2 separate regions of the Homo sapiens genome follow, and region 2 is linked to region 1. The links are chromatin loops, found by intact Hi-C in ENCODE. Cell type or tissue: PC-9. All regions are shown on one strand. Region 1 overlaps SHB (SH2 domain containing adaptor protein B). Region 2 holds the start of LOC107987064 (a long non-coding RNA gene).

The links. Hi-C counts contacts between places; a loop is a spot of excess contacts. Peaks named below come from ENCODE experiments on the same cell type or tissue, not always from the same donor. Only the 100,000 strongest peaks of a DNase experiment are listed, where the experiment ranks them.
Region 2: a loop joins it to region 1, with 10 times the contacts of the local background. A loop is called at or near these places in 2 of 110 quality-filtered maps.

Annotation. Positions count from the first base shown.
Region 1 is chr9:38,006,232-38,011,231 of GRCh38, reverse strand. The region is part of intron 2 of SHB (SH2 domain containing adaptor protein B); the gene reads left to right. Among named protein-coding and RNA genes, the nearest start is that of SHB, 60 kb to the left of the region's middle. RefSeq lists enhancers at 505-1,137, 1,704-2,645 and a silencer at 2,766-3,060. In PC-9, no CTCF peak of the experiment used is centred here; a DNase peak (open chromatin) is centred at 2,781; H3K27ac peaks cover 3,403 bases.
Region 2 is chr9:38,224,950-38,229,949 of GRCh38, reverse strand. It overlaps LOC107987064 (a long non-coding RNA gene), which reads left to right and starts at 2,903. Exons shown (of 2, transcript XR_001746667.2): 1 at 2,903-2,965. RefSeq lists a silencer at 2,604-2,898. In PC-9, no CTCF peak of the experiment used is centred here; DNase peaks (open chromatin) are centred at 2,629 and 3,289; H3K4me3 peaks cover 1,412 bases; H3K27ac peaks cover 3,027 bases.

The DNA.
Region 1 (5,000 bases):
CTGTTGAGGCAGTGATCAGGCAGCTAGCTTCACAGCCCCTTCTTTCCCTCTTCCCCAGGTCTTGATCCCAGGCTTAAGGTCCCCGGATGCATGAAATCCTGCTGATGCAGCAGGAAGGGCGCTGGACACTGATCAGGCTGACTTGGGTGCCTGGATAGGTCAGGGTGCCTAGCCCACTGAGAGCCGTGGTGTCATGGTAAAATAGGGCCTGTGATCCTGATGCCCATGTGGAAAACAAACTTTGCACATGTGCATAAGATTGTTGTTATTAGAGGACAGAGGGCCTGTTTGTCCTTCCTGTGGAATGCTGTGCTGTTGAATTCTCTAGTTATTCCCTGTAGGATCACCTACCCACCTGGAAGTAGGTTGCACCCTTGCCAGTGCTGGAGCAGGTGGTCCCTGGGCCCTCTGCAGTGCGCTCGGTCATTGCAGGGGCTCCAGGCCGGGCTGTGTTGGAGACTACACCAAATAACCTGGGCAGATACCGCCACTGCCCTCCAGGAACATCCACAGAGCAGATAGGCATGGACCTGGAGTGGTCAGTGGTGGGTGCACTGAGATGAGCATGTGGCTCTCCAGGAGTTCAGAGGAGGGAACAAGGGCTTCCAATTTGGGTGATCCAAGTAGAGTGGGTTGTGGGAGGTGGCGGTGATGAGAACTGAGTCAGGCATCCCAGGCCGAGGGAAAAGCTTGAGAAAAGCATAGAGGTGGGCCCTTGTTGCTAGAGAGGAGTGGCTGGAGATGAGGCTTTTGATGGGATAATGATAGGAAAATCTCATGGGGCAAGAGCATGTAGAGACTGACTGGGATCTGGAAGCCCAAGTTAACCTAAAGGCACAGCGTGTTTTTGTGCCTGAGATCGTCTCTTCACTGGCCTTCAGCCCTAGGAATTCTCAGAGGTAACCAAGGAGTTATGGTGGCATGGATGACAGTCATTAGCTTTTGCAAAGGGCTTCCCTGTGTGCCAGGCACTGCTCCAAGTACTTTCCAGAGATTAGCTCACTTAATCCTCGCCTATGAGGTATAGGGATGTTCATCATCCCCATTTTACAGAGGAGAATACTGAGCCTCAGATTAAATAAGCAGCAGAAACAGAACCAAGATGCACCTTCTGGAGCCCTCGCTTACAACTAAAACACTCTCTCATCTGTCCTGTGTTCCCCAGAGTCTGAGGAATAATTGGAAAATTTAGTTACTTAGGCCGCCTTTTTAGATGTTACTAACCCTTCCTCTGGCATCCTTTATAAAACTGTTCAAAGTGTCATCTCACAGGATGAATCTTTAAGCATTAATTGAAAGCATTTTCACATAATTTTTAATATGTAAGCAATTACACATTAAAAAGTCCTTAGCATGTTTTTATTATTAAATCAACTTTATAGCCTAATAAGAGGAAATTAAAGTCATTTCACACAGAGCCCCCCTGCTTTGACGTGGCTGTTTTCCTTGCTTACAACTGGCCTTCTGCCCTTTTTAACTGTGTGCTAGTAGGCACCGTCCAGATGAAGCCAGTCACTGATTTTAAAGGCAAGAGGGGATTTTTTTTGTATTTTCTCATCCTCTGGTGTGGCCTCTTCTAGTGGCAACATGCTCTCTGGGAGAATCATGGGGTTTATCATGTTAAAGACGATGTTCCAATTGTGGCCTCTGTGTTTCAGGAGAAAGGAGGCAGGAAGTACAGGTTCTAGCCTTGGCTCTGCCCCTGGCTCTGCCCTTGGGCAGGTTGCTTCTCTTCTCTGGGCTTCAGTTCCCTCATCTCTAAAATCAGATTCTGCCTCCTTCACTGGGTGTCAAGAGGATTCTTAGAGGTCATGGGTCTGGAGTGACTTCATAAATCCTTTGGTTACCCGCCTCTGCGGTCACACTGGGCTTCTCCAGCTGCCCTTGTCAGGCCTGGTTCTAACAGTCCTGAGGGTCCTGCCCCACCCCCAGCCACCTCCATGTGGCATCAGCCTCAGCCCCTCCCAAAAGCATGCATGCTGCTGTCTCTGCTCTCAGGACAGACAGGACACCATTCTGGACAGCCAGCTCTAGAGGCCCTTCCTAGGGCTCCTGTTCTCTCATTCTGGAATGAACTCTCCCGGAGACCGGCAAATGCTTCTCAGAAAAAGGAGCCTGTGAGTCTTGCTTGGGTGTCAGAGAAGCTGCCTCTGGCCACCCTGCCTGAGACTTCAGCCTTCCTCTCATATTTGCCGTCAGCCCTGACCCCTGGTTCCAGGCAGCACTGTTCCCCTGAGCTGGGAAAGCAAAGGGCCTTCTGTCTGGGTCCTGAGTCCAGGCCATTCCCAGCCCCAGCTCTGTAGTGCCGTGGACTCTGCTCCCAGGATGTCCACACACTTGCCTCCCTGCACAGCTCTGCTCCCCAAAGCCTGTACCCTGAGCCCCCTCACTTCCTTCTGTCCTGCTGCCTCTCACCCTCTCCAGGCCTCAAGCTCCTCCCTGGCCTGCCCTCCCCACCAAGACACCACAGGCTTCAGCCTGTCCTGGTGGTCACAGCTCTCCCCCAGCTGGATCATGGCAGGATGGAACTGTCCTTGAGGAGCAGTGCTTCTGGCCCCATATAGGCTTCCTGCCCGAGGCCCAGAGAGGGTTGTGCACTAGCCAAGTTTACACAGCAGCAAGCCACAGGGCAAGTCTCCTGACTTCCATCCTGGAGCTCCTGGGCCTTATTTTGAAATGTTGTGAAATCTGTTGTCAATCCTCCTGCCTGGCAGGTAGCAGGCTTGGTCGTAGACTGTGCAGAGTTCCCTGGCTGGTCTGTCATTTGCCAGAATGACTTACCTACCGGACAGGAAGGAGATCATCAAGTGTAAATAGATTTCATATTAGTCACCTGATGACTTTCCTATTCTTAAGAAACAGCAGGGCTCACACACCCAGCCCAGTGGTGCTCACCCGCAGAGCTGTGGGCGGGGAGAGAAGTGGGAAGCCTGGGTTTCCATGGCGACCAGCGGGCCCACTCTAGGAGCCACTTCCTATTCTCTCACCCCGGCTCCCCTCTTGTCTTTGACCCCTGACACTGAGCACGTTCAGGTTTTCAGGAAAGTTGCAGCAGGCCTGGAATAGGCCAAGGAGAGCAGACAGTCATTGATAGCACCCCCGCTGTGGGCTGAGGGTCCTTGCCCTCCAGGTGCTCCTGTCACATGGGGAAGGTGGACAGGGGCCCAGAGAACACTTGATGTCTGTAGTATAAAACAAACTAAGAAAAATTACACTGGAGAGAGAAATCTGGTCTTGGAGAACACAGAAGAAGGAGTGGTACAGCCTCTGGGACCAAAGTGTGCTGCACAAAGAGGGCAGCATCCCAGCAAAGCCAAGCTTGAGGTCCTGACTCAAAATGACCTCCTCAGGGAGGCCTTCTGGCCACTTATCTTACATTTCCACCCCTCCCCCACCTCTCTGATGTTGTTCCTTAACACTTGTCATTATTTAGCATATTACATACTTTTTTTACATTTCCCTTGTTTGTTGTCTGTCTCACTGCTGAGATGTGGCCTTCACAAGGGCAGAGATATAGGTTTTGTTCCCTGTTAGAACCTGAAGTACCTGGTACAAAGTAGGTTGTCAGTAAACACTGGTTGAATGAATGAGTGCATTAATTCACTCCTGGGACCTGGGCTGGTCCACAGAGTCCTGGGTGCCCCTCAGGAGCCCAGGGACCTCCTATCCTCCTCCAAAGAATGCCAGATCTGGAAAGTCTGAGTTTAGCCACTTGCTAGGTGGGCAGGGAGGCTGCCTTGGCGTCAGGGTGGGAGTTGGGTGGGCGTTCTGACCAGTTCTGTCTCCGCAGCCGGCGGACTGCATAGGGATAGCTGATTCTGCCTCTTTTCCTTCCCTCTCTGGGCCGAGAGCTCCGTGAAGGAAGGGACTGGTCCTCACCCATCTTCATTTCTCTTCTGGGCCCAGTAAATATTCACCGATTGCATGAATGAGTATAGGAATGCAAGTCTGTATGGAGAAGAAAGAAAAGGAAACAAACAAATACTCACTATAAGCAGCCTCTCCCATTCTGCTGTGACTTGCTTGCTTGAAGTCACAGGGCCTGGGTCAGGGGAAAAATGCAGTGCATTCATTCATTGACTGGGTGGCTATTTGTGAGCACCTGCCATGTGCTGGCACCGTTCTATGCTCCCGGGTCTATGCATGAACAAAACAAAGTTGTTCTCATGGAGTTAACAGTTGAGTGAGGGACCAAGGTGGCAGTAGCCTACCCATGATTCCCCGAAACTCATTTACTAGATGCTGTGGCTCCGGGTTATCAAGGGCTGGAATTCAGGGGCTTTCTCAAAGTCAGGAGCTGAGTGGAGACTTGTCCCCAGGGCCAGGGCCACCTTCAGTAGGAAGGATGGTCTCAGTGCTGTCTTCTGGGGATAAGGGGGACAGCTGTGGCCCAGTGGCTGGCAGGTGTGTTCCTCTGTCCTTGGCCCCAGTAGAGGAGCACGGGCCCTGAGGGTTGCCATTGGTTTTCCCCGTGCTGCTGGCACTAAGCCTCATAGATGTGAGGGCCCAACAAACAGATTGCAGTCCTGCTGAGCGTTTGTCAGCGAGGGCTCAGGCCCCTCGGAACACATCCCTAACTCCTTGTCTTTCCTGGCAGCTGTGAGAGAAACGTGCATTTTACCCAAGGTAGAAATACAGGAATAGGAATGTGAAATGGAGGAGTTCACCTCCCCAGGCCTGCCTCAGCCTTGCATTTCAGAATCCCAGAGAGACATTAAAAGATCTGAAAGTGCAGAAACTGATGGAGATACCTGTCCTGAAATAGGCTCAGGGAGACTCAGATTAATCTGCAGCAAAGCTCCTGCATCCTGTACCCGCCCAGCTCCCTGCGTGCTGGGCAGGGTGTGGAAACCTTGCGGAAACCCACACTGCAGGGGTGTGGCACGATTAGGAAGTCATTTAGGAAAACAGGCCCGCCTGGGAGTGTGGGATGGAATCTTGCAGCGCCTAGCAAGAGGCAGGGAGACAGGTTCTATGGTTCCGAGGCTATAGCAATCATC
Region 2 (5,000 bases), 220 kb before region 1:
TATCATTCATTCATTCATTCATTTATTCAACTGATGCTTTTGAAACCTGCTTTGTGCCAAGTACTGGAGCTACAACTGCCGTAGAGACAGGCTTGGCCCTGGCCCTTGGGGAGGGTTTCTCCATCAAGCAGTCTTTTTCATCTTTGACCTCTCCCTAAGCACCCCTCCCCGATGGCCCTATCACATTTGACCTTCGGTGATGATCACATAAGTCAGCGTCTAATCCTCCCCACCAGAATGCCTGCTCCTGAGAGACTGAGATGGCGCCTTTCTCTAAATGGACCAGCGTAGCACCAAACACACATTAGATCGGAATCCAGCACGGATTTTTCAAACAGATGAAGCCAATCGTTTAACCTCCGCCTCTTCATCTGTATAATGGGAAACATTATCTCAGGGTTTTCTGAGTCGAATGTTCTGAGTTGATGAATGTGAAAGCACTTTGCAAATTGTACGCCTCTAAGCCCCAGAGGGGAATAAGCCTGTATTTACCACCATGACCACGCACAGCAGTTAACCAAAAAGAAACTCCATCCAGCTCTTCTGCAGATCCAGGATTGCAGTGTGAATCTCTCTGGAATCCGAGAGACAAAGCAAGTGCTGAAGAACCCCCGCCCCAACCCTGCATCCCTCCTTGCAGTTAAAAGGCGGGTCAATTACCACTGGCTCATTTGTAATCATTACAGTTGTGAGATTTTCCTGCTGATTGCTCCAGTTAAGAAGCCCCTCATCCATGGAAGGGGCTCAGGGCTTGAGAGCTCCTTTTGTCTTCCAGTTCCATCCAGTCCCACCCACTCTGAAGCTGGGAGAAAGGGTGTCAGGAATGGGGTGCAGGTGCCAGTCTGCCCTCAGTATCTATGAAGCCTCAAACGTTTTTCCAGGCTAACTTCTGATGGAGGAGCTCGAGAGATAATCCCATTATAGAAAGGGACCCCTGGACATTTTCATCAAGTTGATGCATATCGTCCATATTTCATCATCAGCCAGGCAGGCTTTCTCACTCTTTTGACACGAAAACAGACAGGTGGGGCTGTTTTGATTTGGGCTGCCTGGTTTTTTTCCCCAGGGAAGCCACTTCCTCTGGCTTGCATGATAATTGAATTTCACGGATGGAATCTTTCACATACTTCTCAATTAGGGATGTGTACAGGCAGCAAGATTTTTCAGGTGTTGATCTATGATTCTCACTCTATTTTTTTTATCTTTAATCTTAATTTCTGCCAGCTCTAAATCCAGCTTTGCTAAATAGTATTATTCTGACTTAAATGATCTAATCTGTTTGCCGTAAACCGGGTACAGCTGAAAATCGTGTATGCAGGAGATTTCCTCATTAATCACAGCTGACAAGAAATCAGAAATCAAGCAGCAAAATAGTCTCCGAAGGCCAAGTGCGGAGAAAGTGGGAGAAGTAGCTAACCGGGTCTGCTGGCCGAGCTAGGAGGGTGGGGGTTAGTCCCAGCTCTGTTTCCGAGGCTCTGGCTAAGTCTCTGCCCTCTGTGGGCTTCAGTTTCTACTTCCCTTCCTTTAAAAAAGGAAGGAAGGAAGCAGAGATGGGGGGGTGTCAGATCAATTGAGTCCTCAGGGATCTTTTCAGCTGCAACATTCTCTAAGCCTATACATGACCCCCCAAAAATGCCACCCAAATGACATCTTGGTATTTAAACGCACAGCTGAGGCTGGGTGCGGCGGTTCACACCTGTAATCCCAGCTACTCAGGAGGCTGAGGTGGGAAGATCGCTTGAGCCCCAGAGGTTGAGGCTGCAGCTCACTGCAAAATCACACCACTGTACCCCAGCTTGGACAACAGAGCAAGACTCAGCCTGAAAAAATAAAATAATAAATGCACAGCTGTTATTGACTCTTAAGAACACTAAGAGAACCTATAGTCTCAATCACTTTATCACAGCATTTTCCGAAGTGAGGGAAGCAAGATGATCGCAGGTAGTAAAGGAACATGGAATTCAGTCACACAGCAAAGCTGTCCCTCTTTCAAGCCCCATTCTTCTCAGCAGCTCAAGGAGAAAGGGCTCCGTTGGGTGCGAGCACATCGTCCATGCCTCTCTCAAGCCGACTCATCTCCCAGGGTAACAGACAGACAGCAGCCCTGGGCACCGCAGTTCCCTTGTCAAGCAGCAGATCCAGTTAGCCGCCAATATATGCTTGGTGGTGGGGCTCTGTGTGGTTTCTTTTTGTCCATATAGGGTAAAGGGTGTTTCCTTTTAGACATACTTGTTAAAGAGCTGATTTTAAAGAATATTACGTTAACGCAGAAGCTATGTGACTATGGCAAAAATTAAAAGTAGTAAGAATGTCTGGTTTCACAGTCTCTGGAAAAATATTTAGTGCCTGGTGGAAGGCCAGGCACTATTCAGGAACCAGGAAGACAGGTGAGTGACACCCTTAGGTCCTTAACCTCCCTCCCAACCCCCCAGTCCTATTTCCTGAGTGTCCAGGCTACCCTTACACCCCCACACCACCCCCAGCCTGCATCCTAGCGCCGATCACAAAGCCAGCACGCTCACCCCCGTGGGGGCCAGGGTTTCATCACTCTGCAGTAGGTGACCAACTCTACTGGTTTGTTTGGCCTCAGGCATTCCTGGGATGAGGGACTTTCCATTTCCAGGCAATCTGGACCATCTAGTTGGTCATCCTCCCGGTGAGCCCGCCCACTCCAAAAGTCATGCCTCCCTCCAGCTTCCTCACCCTCACCTCCTGGCTGTAGCTGCAGCTGCGGCGGAACAGCCCCCTCCCCCACACCCACAACCTGGCACCCTTCCAGATTCTGGTCTCTGCTTAGCACCGCCTGTCACCGTCTTTTCTAACCCTCCCCCACTCCACTTAAGAGCTACTTCACACTTCCCCCGCCCTCCCGGAGCCCCCCCCCCCCCCCGCTCCATTCGCCACTCTTCTCTCCCTCCACAGATGAGTTTGCTCCACTTGAGGATACAGAGCACCCCGGCAGCAGGTATGAACGAGCCCCCTCCCTCCCTGCCGACCCCCCCCTCACCTCCCCTTGCACCTGGATGCAGGCAGTCCAGCCCCCGCCCCCTTACTCTGTTCTCCTTCGTCTCTCCTGTATCTGCAGTCACTCCCATCCTACTGGCACCTTCCTGTCAATAACGCCCTCTCCATCAAACTACCCTCTCTCTTGTTGCGCCCAATAGCTCTCAGGGGGCTGTCTCCACTCCCCTTTCTCATCCCTTCCAGTCACTCACTTCCCCATCCCTGCACTTTGGCTTCTGCTTCCTCTAAAGCAGCTCTCTCCACATCTCTCTGATGCACTGCTAACTGCCAAATCCAGTGGATACTCAGTGTCCTTTGTTCTGAATGTTTTACAGATATTATCTCATTGGGCCGGGCGCGGTGGCTCACGCCTGTAATCTCAGAACTCTGGGAGGCCGAGGTGGGCGGATCGCCTGAGGTCAGGAGTTCAGACCAGCCTGGCCAACATGGTGAAACCCCGTCTCTACTAAAAATACACAAATTAGCTGGGTGTGGTGGCGGGCGCCTGTAATCCCAGCTACTCAGGAGGCTGAGGCAGGAGAATCGCTTGAACCCAGGAGGCGGCAGTTGCAGTGAGCCGAGATCACACCACTGCACTCCAGCCTGGGCGACAGAGTGAGATTATCTCAAAAAAAAAAAAAAAAAAAAGTATTACCTAGTTGAGCAAGACTATGTGTTAACATGAAATAAAATGATACAGGCCAGGCACGGTGGCTCAAACCTGTAATCCCAGCACTTTGGGAGGCCGAGGTGGGCGGATCACCTGAGGTCAGGAGTTCGAGACCAGCCTTGGCCACACCAACATGGTGAAACCCCATCTCTACTAAAAATACAAAAATTAGTCAGGCATGGTGGTGTGCACCTGTAGTCCCAGCTACTCGGGAGGCTGAGGCAGGAGAAGTGCTTGAACCCAGGAGGCGGAGGTTGCAGTGAGCTGAGATCATGCCACAGCACTCCAGCCTTGGAGACAAAGCAAGACTCCATCTCAAAAAAAAAAAAAAAGGAAAGAAAAGAAAATGATACAACAACCTAGCAAGATAGGCATTATTTACCCCCCACCTTTTACAGATGAGGCAACTGAGGAACAGAGAGGTTAAGTATCTTATCTAAAGTCACACAGCTACATGTGATGGAGCAGATGGCTCAGAAATCTGTGCTCCTAACACTCCCCTCTGGCACCTCTCTGCCACCTTCACTTCTGATGTTCATTGCCTTCCTCCTAATTTTTGTGTCCCCAGCACCTGGGATAGGGTCTGGCTCCCAGAGGCTGCTCAATAAGTGTTGTGGACTGAACTCACTGAATGCTTGTGGTGCACCCCTGTCCTCAGGGAAGTCATGGTCTAGGGGAGGAAGCAGACAAGTGACTGAACAGCAGCCACCAGTGTGCTCTGTGGGACATTTTCAGAGGCCTCCAGGGACACAAGGAGGAGAAGATGACAAGAGTGATGGAGAATAATAATAGCACCAGCCACACCAGAGTGGCCACTGTTTGTTGAATTCTAATATGCACCAACAACTATGCTAAAAAGTTTACATTATCTCATTGAGTCTTCAAAACAATCCTGTGAGGTAGGCATTATTTTTAAGCTCAGTTTAGAGATCAAGAAACCAAAGTTCGGAGAGGTTCACAGGGAAAGCTAGTGGAAAAGATGGAGCCTCCAACCTGGGGCGGGGTGTCCGGAAGGCGTTCCAGAGGTGGTGCCTCCTGAGCAGGGTTTTGAAGCACCATTGGGAACCAGTCAACTGAAGAAGAGCACAGGGGTGCTCCAGGGGGAGGACACAGCAGCTACAAAGGCCCAGAGGCCAAGAGCCTGGGCCCGTCAGGGAACCTCAGACAGCTGGGTGGGCCGGAGCTCAGAGAATGAAATGGGGACTGGGAAACCTGAGGCTTTCATGGGAAGCAGGTAGAGAAAAAGGGAGCCTGGCAAGGCCACTGGGAGGAATTTCAGCTCCATGGACCAGAGGCTTTCAAGTGGTGGTGTGTGTGTCAGAACTGC